Linked DNA regions of Homo sapiens: all the other regions are linked to region 3. The links are chromatin contacts, found by Hi-C or POLR2A ChIA-PET in ENCODE. All regions are on one chromosome and are shown on one strand. The core of a region is the stretch at or near the end of the contact, and the rest is flanking DNA. Distances in the headings are between cores, read along the strand shown.

Region 1 (3,784 bases), core at 64-2,563, 1.2 Mb after region 3:
CTAGTTCTCATGAAAACCCCACCTCAGCCCCCAGGGTACTGCAGCACCCAGCAAACCTAAAGAAGGTCTCTATACCCAATTAACAAGTAAGAAGACTGAGGCTTAGCGATGTGATCTGCCCAAGGTTTCAAGACTGGCCCTTCAGTCTGATTTCAGCCCTCCAGATCTCTCTAGTCCCTCAGACTCACAGCTCCCTGGGTCGGGGCGGGGGGCAGGGGTTGGGGGGGCGGTGACCCCCTCCCTCAAACTGGACGGTTCCACTGTCTGTCTGAGCAGTGGAGAAGTGTGGCTGCTGGAGGTGGGGGCTGGCCTCGCAACCCTGAAGGTAGAGGACCAGCAGCCTGGAAGCTTGCAGAGAAATTTTCCTGGCTAAGAGCAGATTTGATTGTGGGGGTTTGGCCAAGATTAGCCCCAGTGAGAGAGCCGCAGGGATTGTGGTTAGACTTCCAACCACAGACATACAATCGCAGGCGGCCAGAGGTGCGACACACAGGCACACCTGTTCATCCCCTCTTGAAATGCCACACCCTATCCTGACCAGCTGCCCAGAAACAATTCTGAGAGTCCGACTTCGCTGGGCTCAGCCAGCATCCACCAGCAGCCCGGGGCCCCCTGATGCCCCCTCAGGCTGGGTAGGCTGACAGGGAGGTGTTCCATAAGCCTGTGCCAGCGTCGCCTGTCAGCGGCAGAGCCTGAGATGCACAGCCTCCTCCTTAGAGGTTCCGAGTGTCGCCCCTCTCCGGATGGGCCAATAAGTGGCTGCTCTGGACAAGTCCCGCGTTCTTTCACTGCGCTACCGAGACTAAGTGCACTGATCAAGCCCCTACCCCGGGGACTGCCCGGGTGGGGAGGCAAAAGAGACCCTGCAAAACCAACACCCGAGGACGCACTTGCGTCTCGGAAGCCCAGCTTGTGGGAGGCAGAGCCCGTCCTGAGGGGCGACGAGGGCAGGGGGACCAGGAGGGGCTCGTCCAGGTTCTAACCAGAGCCTGGATGGCAAGGGGCGGAGTCCTGGCAGTCGGGATGGGCGTAACGCACAGGCTCAAGGCATAAGGCACAGCGCACTCGGGTCACAGGCGGAGGAGCCAGCCAAACCCTCTCCCCGCGCCCGTAGCCGCGTCCCCTCAGCCGCCATCCTCTCAGCACCGGGGCGCACTCACAGGCCGGCACCAGCTCCAGGAAAAGCGCCTTTTGCGTACGGTCCCGAAGCCGCAGCTGCCGCACGATGTGGCGTTTCCAGCGCGCTGCGGGGGCACCGGGGACGCCCGGCCCCGCCATGGCCGCGCTCTCCCGCCTAGCGGCGCGTTCCTCCCGCCCAGGACGGCGCCAGGCCGGGGCGGGGCCTCGCGGGGACTCCGTGACGCCAGGGGGCGGGCGGCGGCGGGGAATCCCCGGCTTGTCCCAAGAGGGCTTTGGCGGGGAGGACCGAAGGCCGACGCCGGGAGGATCTGCCTCCGGGAGGAGCCGCCTCCGGGTCTGAACCGCCGGGGCCCCGTCCGAAATGTTCACCTAAGTGGGGGCTCCTGTGGCTGCGAGGGTCATAAGCAGGAGCGAGGTCGGAGCCTCCGGGGAGGCTTCCCCCACGCGGGTGGAGCGCTCCGGAGGCGGGGCCCTCAAGGCCCGGGTGTCTTAACCCCGCCGCGCCCGGGCCGAGTTCGAGAGCCGCTGGTGCTTCCCAGGCCGTCGCGCTCCTGGCCGCGCACCCAGCCAGGGACCCAGAGGCCCTCAGCCCCGGGCTCTGCGCGTACACTGAGGGCGCGGCGCAGCAGGACAGCAAGATAAGGAAGCAGAGACTGAAGGGAGGAATCCCCGCTTTCCGGGGATGATGGCGTTCGAGTTGGGTCTGTGAGGGATGAAATAGGAGTTGGCCAGAGGGAGAGAGGGACTCTAGGCCTCGAGAAGAGCACGTGCAGAGGTTCCGTGACACGAAAACGCCAGGTGGGTGCGGGGCTGGGAGGACAGGAGGCAGAAGGGTTTACGGCTCCACATGGTCGCCGAAATTTTAGGTCCCTGAGAGTAAAGGGGTGCAGCTGATTTCATCTAGAAAGCCCCTGGCCGGGAGGAGAGAACGAGCTTGCTTGCCTGGGGTTGCAAAGGAGTGGGTAGCTGAGACGGCCAGCACCCCAGCATCCTGACTCAGGGCCAGACGCTTCACCCCATTGGGCGGCGTCTGGAGGAGCAGACACATCTCTTGTGGGTACCCTCGAAAGTGAATCATGGGTCGCAGGGAACTGTGGTCAAACCGTCTCTAGCTAGATGCTAGAGAGCCAGCTCTGCAGGCTCAGGCTACTGTGAGACACGAAAGGAGGGACTCGCTGGGCACAGCCTCACCCTGGGGCATGCCAGCAGGCCCTGCCCTCTGAGTGTTGGCAGACTTGAACATCCCTAGGGAACGAGAGAAGTTGGGCAACGATGGGAGAGCAGTGCAGGCCCTGGAGGTGACGAGTCTGTTGAGATTCTGATGGGGATGGGTCAGAGGACGTAGAAAGCAGTGAAGGCCTAGACGCCCCCAGGTCAGTGTAGCCTGCTCTGCTTCCAGTGAGCTGGGCTCAGTCCCCCACATGTCATTGTCTTAGACGCCCATGGCCTTTGCACAGGCCGAGCCTGATGTTTGGAACATCGTCGCCTCTAGGGGGCCTGGCTCCTAATCATGCATCACCTCCTCCAGGAGAACTTTCCTGCCCCTACACTGAGTTCAAGCTTCTCAGACACCAGCCCCAGTTGAGTTCGAGTTATAACCGTCACCAGTTATCACACCATCCTGTAATCTGTGCGGTGCCCCTTAGGGCAGGACCTGGGTCCTAGATGTCTCTGTACCTCTAGCCCCAAACCAGGCCTGACCTGTCTCTTGAAGGAGTATTTGTGTTGAAGATGGGTGGTAACGTTCAGCAAAAGCCATGCCCAGGAGACAGGCACAGTACCCATGGAGACCCAGGGCCAGCTGATGACAGTGATGAATTCCCTTTAGAACTGGCGGACTCTTGGGTGCTTGGAGACACTATATAAATAAGGAACTCTGGCTGTGTGCATGGGAGAGTATATTAACAGGGCTTGGCCTGGCTGTGAGGTGCAGAGATGCCGTTTCTCTCAGGTAAGGAGCCATATTGGGGCAGGGGTTTCCTAATCCTTTTTTGACTCACAAAATACACCTAGGAAATGTTAAATAAATAGTCATTTTTGAGTAGTATATGATAAAGAAGTGATTGATTTTGACTAAAAATATTCATGTTCTATTTTTAGAATATGAAAGATTGTATTATAAAGATCACTTGAAATAAAATTTTAGATAATATATGGAGACAAATTTCTGCTTTTTACATTTAACTTGCTGTTTAATGTATCTCAAATTATTTATGTAAGAGATATATGATTTGACCAATAAATATAAAAAAATGTTATACCATAATCTGGGGACCTAAAGTACTTCACTTTTTTTGTTCTGTTTTGTTTTTGAGACAGGGTCTCTCTCTGTTGCCCAGGCTGGAGTGCAGTGGCCCAATCATGGCTCACTGCAGCCTCATCCTCCTGGGATTAAATGATTCTTCCACCTCAGTCTCCCGAGTAGCTGAGACTACAGGCACATGCCACTATCGCTGGTTTTGTTGTTGTTTTGTTTTGTTTTGTTTTTTGAGACAGAGTCTCTGTTACCCAGGCTGGAGTGCAGTGGCACAATCTCGGTTCATTGCAACCGCCTCCTCCCGGGTTCAAGCGATTCTCATGCATCCGCCTTCCGAATAGGTGGGATTACAGGCATGCGTCACCACACCCAGCTAATTTTTGTACT
Region 2 (3,831 bases), core at 626-3,125, 1.8 Mb before region 3:
TGGCTGCAGAGTCAGACACTGGATTCTGCAACCCAGCCCCACCACTTACTAACTGGAAGGCTCTGGACAAGCCTCAGTTTCCTCAACTGCCAAATGGGGGTAATAAAAACAGCTATCTCACAGAGTTGTGAAAATTCAGTGAACTAATGGCCACTGAGCCCTTTGCACAAATCCAACACGGTAAGTTCTCAGTAAATGACAGTTTCTCTAGATCCTCTTCTTGGCAGGAGGAATAAAGGGAGAGGGTGAAAGGTATTCTTTAGGTCTCTTTAATGCTAAGATTCCTGCAAAATCTCCCCTTGGGGGACAGAAGGAAGGCAACCGATATAAGGAGGGAAGTACTCTACAGATATGTGAGTGAAACAAAGAGTTTTGTCACATCTCCAAAGTCAGTGTTTCCCCCTTCTTATCTTCCTACAACGCAGAGCCAAGAAGTCCTCAAAGCCCTTCCTAAAGGATGGAGGAACACATGAATATATACATCAAATCCTCCTTCCACAGAGACTCACTGAAGGGAATGAAGAAGGAAAAAGTCCTCCTAATTATTAAGATGCGTTCCTTGGGACTCGGAGAATTAGGAAGGAAACCCCCAAGTCTTGAATACATTTCTCTAAAGAGGCCGAATACTTAATAATCAGGGGAGATTAAAGCAAATGGTAGACACCCTAAAGTCTCCTCCAGGGCTCTTGCACGAAGAGTACAAACTGGTTTCTCCGTAAGCGGGGATGGCCAGGTGGGGAAAGAAAGGAAAAGTGCTTTCACTATGGCCCGTGGGACACAGGGGGTTCCCCGGGTCCCTTCCTGGGCGGAACGAGGGAGAGGGTCTGCGCGGGGCAATCCCCGGCTCCCTGCGTTGGGGGAGGCGGCCTCGGGCCGGGGCCCCAGGGACTTGAGCTGGCTGGCTGCTTGTCCCTTAACAAGCCCATCTCCTGTAACGGGATTCTCCTAGGACTCCGGGATCTCCCGGAGGTTCGGCCATCACTGGACCCCTCCCCGCACAAACCTCCTGACAGTCTTCCTCAGTCCCGCGAGCCCTCCGGGTCCCTGCTCTGGGTGTCCCGGCTCGCGGGGTCAGCCCGGAGCCAGCAAGCTCTCCACGCGGGCCTGCCCGGGTCCCTCCCGAGTGCTGCGAGCCGCGCGGGCTTACCTGCTGAGACGGCAGCTCCACATGCAGGGCCCGCGCGGCAGAACCGGGAGGCAGAGCAGCGGCCGGGCCCGGGGGTGGCTGGGGGACGGGGCCCCCGACCGACGCGGAGGCGCTCATCTCGATCCAGGGGCCGCCAAGCGGCGGGGCGGGCACTCTTCCGGCATCCGCCGCCGCCCCCTTGCCACCACCTACCAAGCCCCTGCAGCCTAGAAACCCGCCACCCGAGAGGCACTACTGCTCAGCCCAGACAGTAGCCGCCGCCGCTGCCGCCGCTGCCGCCGTTGCCGCCGCTGGCTAAGGAAGAGCCATATTACCGCAGTGCAACCCCTCCACCCCGCTGAGACCCGGAGCGCTCATTGGCTTAGCCCTCAAGGGGGCGGGACCCAACGGCAGAAAAGGGGCGTGCTATTGGGTAGAAGGTCTGTCCATCGCTGGCATTACTGGACTTGGGGGCGGAGGGACTCAAGGATGGCCTCAATTGCGTCTGTCAAGCCGGGGTGAAACCTGGGGCGTTGCTTCTTTTTTTCCCAGTCTAATTGGTTCTTTTACTACCAACGGGCAGAGTCTCCTGGTGGAGGCGGAAGGGCCATTGCAAGAGGTCGCTGTCAATTGTCAGTAAAGGGAAAGAGGGGTGGGGTCTTGATTAGGTAGAGCGCGCTTCTGGGCTCCGGTGTCACGTGCAGGAGGCGGGAGAGTCACCTGATTAGGGAGAACCGGTCTTCTGAGCCACTTCCGCCCTCACTGGTTGCCGTGGTAACAGGCCTCCGGTGGAGGGCGGGGACCCTCGGAAGCCAGCTGGGTGGCGATCGCTTGTCTGCCTTGGCAGGCCCCTTGTGCAGTCTTTTCCCGGCGTGAGCGTGCAGGGATTGAAAAGGAATGCTTTATGGTTCAGCAGAGAGCCACCACGCAGGATGCACTGGGACCTGAGAACCGTCGGGCAGTCCCACGAGCTCTTTCATGACCAGCTCCAACCGACAAGTACACGCCCCTTCGCACTCCACTAGCTAGTAAGCTGAGCTACAAGGTGTGCCAGGCACCCAGGACGCCGATTCACCGCTTCAGGTGGGCTGTTTGTGCTGTGTCCCCAGAAAGCCTTTGCTACTTATCCATCAGTCTTAGCTGGGGCAGGAGTCCCTTCTTCCAAAAGGCTTCTCTGAGCCTCTCTGGGACCTTGAGTTAGGAATTTTGACCCTACCGTGGGTCTGGATTATTCTATTAATTTTTTTTAACAGTGCCTCATTCTTTCGCCCGGGCTGGAGTGCAGTGGCAAAATCACGGCTCATTGCAGCCTCGACCTCCTGGGCTCAAGTGATCCTCCCACCTCACCCTCCTAAGTAGCTGGGAATACAGGCACATGCCACCAGGCCCAGCTAATTTTAAAATTTTTTTGTAAAGATGGGGTTCTGGCCATATTTCCCAGACTAGTCTCAAACTCCCAGGCTCAAGCGATCCTCCAGTCTCGGGCTCCCAAAGTGTTGGGATTACAGGCATGAGCCACCAGGCCTGGCCACATTGTCTTTTAACACATGTAAGCAGCCACCCTCCTTCCCACACACACACAAAATACTGTGAATTCTTCAAGCAAAAGGACTTTGTCTGATTCATCTCTGGATCCCCAGTGCCTGACAGAGAATCAGGAAATTTTTTTTTTTTTTTTTTGCAGTGAAGGCCCAGCTCAAATGCCACCTCTTCCATGAAGACTTCCGTGATCCACAATGATAGCATCTCCAGCAATTGCTTCTATAATGAATAGCATGAGTCATTCTGCAGGATGTTGATCTTCCTTTTTTTACTCCTAGACTGAATTTTTCCACCACCTGGATGAACATAGCAGAAAGAACATAGTGTTTTAGAGTCAGACACAATAGGAATCAGGCACTTTGGAATCTTGGCTCTACCACCTTTGAGCTATGTATCCCAAGGCAAGTCACTTCCCCTCTCTCAGCTTTAAAATAGTAATAGGATTGCTGTAGGGATTAAAGTAAATCAACATATGTAAAGTGCCCACACAGGACCTGGCATATAGTAGTTGCATTTTAAATTTTTTAAACAAAATGTAAGCATACTATCTTTCCAGGGTGTTCAGAAGCCTGAAAAACACCTTGGATCTTTTCTCAGAGCTGGATCACAAAGATGTCACACTGTCTCCTGTTCTGACACACTGAGTGGTTCCTCATGGCTGGAGCCTGGGGCGTGTGGTCAGGTGTTTGTTGAGAAAGGAGTCGCTTGATCAGGTGTTTGTTGAGAAAGGAGTCACTGGGAAATCCCAAATATTATCTGATTGAACTCATGTGGTGCCAAGATCTGGGGGAATTTCACAGAAAACACATTTCTGTTTCTAAGCTGTATTAGTTTTCTGAGGCTGCCATAACACATTATCACAATTCTTGCTTGAGCCCAAGAATTTGGGACCAGCCTGGGCAACATGGCAAAACCTTGTCTCTACAAAAATACAAAAATTAGCCCAGCATGTCGTTTTCACCTATAGTCCCAGCTACTGAGGAGGCTGAGGTGGGAGGATTACCTGAGCCTGGGGAGGTTGAGGCTGCAGTGAGTCAAGATCATGCCACTGTACTCCAGCTTGGGCAACAGACTGAGACCCCATATCAAAAACAAACGAAGAGTGATCATCCAGTTACTCACTGCTGGGTCTGAGGGAAGCCCAAAGGCAGTGGGAGCCAGAG
Region 3 (3,686 bases), core at 180-2,679:
ATCTCACAGCAAATTTGCCGAGCCTCTCCGGAATGCACAGCCAGACAGAGCTCAGCGCAAAAGCTAGAGAACCTGGCGGAGGGAGACTCACAGTGCCACAAAAAAACTTTATCTTTTCTTTTTTTTTTTCTTTTCTTTCTTTCTCTTTCTTTCTTGTCTTTCTGTCTTTCCTCTCTCTCTCTCTGTCTTTCTTTCCTCTCTTTCTTTCTTTTTTCCTACATGGCAAGATCTCCTCATGGCAGAAATAATCTGCCTTGACTTCTGTTTCCACGCTGCTTCTGCCAGGACCATGCGCTCGGCGTGTTTTTCTTTCCGCTATAATTATCCAGGCCCATCCCAGCTCTGGTCCCCTCAGCTGTTCCCTGGCAGTCCCTTCTGCTGGTGAAAACACATATGGCGCCGGCCTGACCAGGGTGTAAGTGTGTGAATATCAGGAAGATGACTGAACGTCTTTGGGACTCCGTTTCCTCATTGTAAAATGGAGGTTAATACCAGCCTTCTTCTACTCCCCAAACGCACGTGTTTGTCCCGGCCAGAGGGCCCAATTGTTGGCTGTTCACGCGTCAGTTACCCCCACAGGACGGGTCAGCCAATTAAAGGCGAACCAGGCCCGGTCCATCTCCTGACGCCTTTTCTCATCCCAGGGCTGGACAGGCAGCTGGCCTGGGCCCGGCTCTGCCTTGTCACGTGCGGGGGCCGGCCCGTTTGCTTGTCTGTGTGTAGGAGCGTGAGGTCACGCTGGGTGCTCCCGCCCCGCCGGGGCCTTTAGTGTCCTGGTCCCTAAACGCCAGGCCGCTCCACCGGGGGAGAAGGCGCGAACCCCAGCCGAGCCCAACGGCTGTTGTCGGTTGCCGGGCCACCTGTTGCTGCAGTTCTGATTGGTTCCTTCCCCCGACAACGCGGCGGCTGTAACCAATCGACAGCGAGGCCGGTCGCGAGGCCCCAGTCCCGCCCTGCAGGAGCCAGCCGCGCGCTCGCTCGCAGGAGGGTGGGTAGTTTGCCCAGCGTAGGGGGGCTGGGCCCATAAAAGAGGAAGTGCACTTAAGACACGGCCCCGCTGGACGCTGTTAGAAACCGTCCTGGCTGGGAAGGCAAGAGGTGTGTGACTGGACAAGACTTGTTTCTGGCGGTCAGTCTTGCCATCCTCACAGAGGTTGGCGGCCCGAGAGAGTGTGAGGCAGAGGCGGGGAGTGGCAAGGGAGTGACCATCTCGGGGAACGAAGGAGTAAACGCGGTGATGGGACGCACGGAAACGGGAGTGGAGAAAGTCATGGAGAGAACCCTAGGCGGGGCGGTCCCCGCGGAAAGGCGGCTGCTCCAGGGTCTCCGCACCCAAGTAGGAGCTGGCAGGCCCGGCCCCGCCCCGCAGGCCCCACCCCGGGCCCCGCCCCCGAGGCTTAAGCCGCGCCGCCGCCTGCGCGGAGCCCCACTGCGAAGCCCAGCTGCGCGCGCCTTGGGATTGACTGTCCACGCTCGCCCGGCTCGTCCGACGCGCCCTCCGCCAGCCGACAGACACAGCCGCACGCACTGCCGTGTTCTCCCTGCGGCTCGGTGAGCCTGGCCCCAGCCCTGCGCCCTTTGCGCCCCCCACGCTTGTTCTGCGTGCGCTGCCCGCTCTTCCATTTACCTTCTCTCCCACCCAAGTTTGTACTCTTTTCTTTCTCTCGGTTTTATTTTTTGTTTTTGTTTGTTTGTTTGAGACAGGCTTTCGCTCTGTCTCCCAGGCTGGAGTGCAGTGGCGCGATCTCGGCTCACTGCAGCCTCCACCTCCCAGGTTCAAGCGATCCGCCTGCCGAGTAGCTGGGATTACAGGCGCCCGCCACCACGCCTGGCTAATTTTTGTGTTTTGTAGAGATGGGGTTTCGCCATGTTGGCCAGGCTGGCCTCGAACTGCTGAGCTCAAGCAATCCGCCCGCCTCGGCCTCACAAAGTCCTAGAATTTTAGGCATGAGCCTCCGGGTCCGGCCTGTGCTAATCCTTTCTGTCCTTGGTTCTTTATTTCTCTTCTCTCTTTTTCTTAGTCCCTTTTGTTCTTTCCCTCTCCCGTTCAGTTGGCTGTCGTTTGAGCCTCCACCTTTTCACTCCCTCCTTTCCACCACGATGCCGAGCCCTGCCTTGGATGGGGACCATCAGCGATGACCACAATGACCTCTCCCTTACCAGGCAGCTCCAGGCAGTGTTCCTGCACCGCCTTTCCCAGGGCTTGGGGGCTTTTTCTAGTGGGCTTTGAGCTGCTCAATCTGGCCTCTGCAGGGCCGGCTCCCAGCCCTTCCAACCTCCTCACAGCCCGACCTGGGACCTAGCCAATTCCCGGAGAGTCTCTGTCCCATCGTGACCCCCTCACAACTCTCCCACTCACCAAAGTCTGATGACTGTGCTAGGGGGTGCTTATATAGAGTACTGAGTGTTACAAAAGCAGAAGTCTGGATGAGAACCAATTTGTGATATTAAGCAGGTGGGGTGGGGGTGGGGAGTGTACCTAGGTTCATTTTCCGCCCTGCTTTTCCCCTTTCCAGTGTGTGCACTTAACCAGTCCCTGGGCCCTGTTCCCCATCCCCCTCCAAGGCATGGATTGGGTGGGCTTGTGTGTCTTGGGGCAGGTGGCCCTTTCTAAACTCTCTGCCTTTGCTCACCCACAGGACACATAGTATGACCATTAGGTGTTTCGTCTCCCACCCATTTTCTATGGAAAACCAAGGGGATCGGGCCATGATAGCCACTGGCAGCTTTGAAGAACGGGACACCTTTAGAGAAGCTTGATCTTGGAGGCCTCACCGTGAGACCTTACAAAGCCGGGTAAGAGTCCAGTCCAAGGAAGAGGTCTCTTGCTGCCTCCTAACCCTGTGGTCTAGGGGCAGGAGTCAGCAGGGCATTAACAAAAATAATTACCATCCCCACCCCCGACAGTGAAGTGGCTCTTTCCAGTTCACAGAGCACTCTCACACCTCCCCGCTCTCATTCTGGCCCTTCAGCTGACTCGGACAAGCCAAGGATCTTGGTCCCCATTTTATAAAGGAGAAAACTGAGGCCCACGTGTAACAGTGATTGGCCCCAAGTCATCCCGGGAGCCAGCAGAAGAGCTAGGACAGGAACCTATTGTTCTAACTTCATATTGATGCTAGCTTTTGACTATCCCTGAAACCGAGATTGGTAATCAGCCCGGCTCTGAAACTGGTTATTTGCTGGGGACTGTAAAATAGGATTAACTATTTCTAGTCCTGCATTTTAATTGCTGTTAGTAGGGCCATCTTACCCACCCTCTGAAGGACCTGACTTGGCAAGCCCAAGGCAACATTCAGAATATGGCAGCTGAACCTCTGTGCACTTGTCTTTGGGCAGCAGCTGGGTCTTATTCTTCTCTGGCCTTCACAACATCCTGCAACCCAGCTCAAGGTCAGGAATGTGACAGACTCATGTCATCATATCTCTGATGCCCAGAGAAGGGATACCATTTGCCTGAGCCTTCTCAGTACTGTTTAATCAGCCTGTGAGAACTTTCCTTGTGAAAGGCCCTGTCTGTGCCTGGGGCTGATAAAACAGCAAGAACGAACTGAGGAGCTGGGCAGCAGTGCAAAGCAAATACTACCAGCTTTGGTGCCTGTAAGTGTGGCTCTTACTCATCTCACATGGAAATAAGGGCAGCCACCTTGCAGGGCTGCTCTGAGGATTGAGCTAATACAGTGCCC

Evidence for each region. A loop is a pair of places that touch in the nucleus more often than their neighbours do. ChIA-PET counts read pairs that join two places held with the same protein, here RNA polymerase II (POLR2A). Pooled maps may share reads with other maps.
Region 1: a pooled map shows a loop between it and region 3 (7-fold over the local background). The contact joins the promoter of ATG16L2 here to the promoter of UCP2 in region 3. A Hi-C loop is called at or near these places in 7 of 50 pooled maps. POLR2A ChIA-PET finds 5 or more read pairs at or near these places in 2 of 52 experiments (B cell and activated CD4-positive, alpha-beta T cell).
Region 2: a pooled map shows a loop between it and region 3 (9-fold over the local background). The contact joins the promoter of UVRAG-DT here to the promoter of UCP2 in region 3. A Hi-C loop is called at or near these places in 1 of 168 maps with a recorded cell type or tissue (GM12878), 1 of 37 single-sample maps with no recorded cell type and 6 of 50 pooled maps.

Annotation. Positions count from the first base shown.
Region 1 is chr11:72,811,940-72,815,723 of GRCh38, reverse strand. ATG16L2 (autophagy related 16 like 2) reads right to left here and starts at 1,313. Exons shown (of 18, transcript NM_033388.2): 1 at 1,161-1,313. The coding sequence starts at 1,278. It overlaps LOC107984421 (a long non-coding RNA gene), which reads left to right and starts at 1,657. Exons shown (of 3, transcript XR_007062771.1): 1 at 1,657-3,091. RefSeq lists enhancers at 541-690, 2,701-2,830, 2,991-3,050 and silencers at 1,221-1,670, 2,071-2,160.
Region 2 is chr11:75,812,841-75,816,671 of GRCh38, reverse strand. UVRAG-DT (UVRAG divergent transcript) reads left to right here and starts at 1,875. Exons shown (of 2, transcript NR_144531.1): 1 at 1,875-2,209; 2 at 2,811-3,158. UVRAG (UV radiation resistance associated) reads right to left here and starts at 1,462. Exons shown (of 15, transcript NM_003369.4): 1 at 1,148-1,462. The coding sequence starts at 1,264. RefSeq lists a silencer at 1,139-1,338 and enhancers at 1,634-1,928, 1,799-2,228, 2,152-3,351.
Region 3 is chr11:73,980,586-73,984,271 of GRCh38, reverse strand. UCP2 (uncoupling protein 2) reads left to right here and starts at 1,429. Exons shown (of 8, transcript NM_003355.3): 1 at 1,429-1,551; 2 at 2,640-2,796. RefSeq lists an enhancer at 92-592 and silencers at 849-1,008, 1,309-1,518.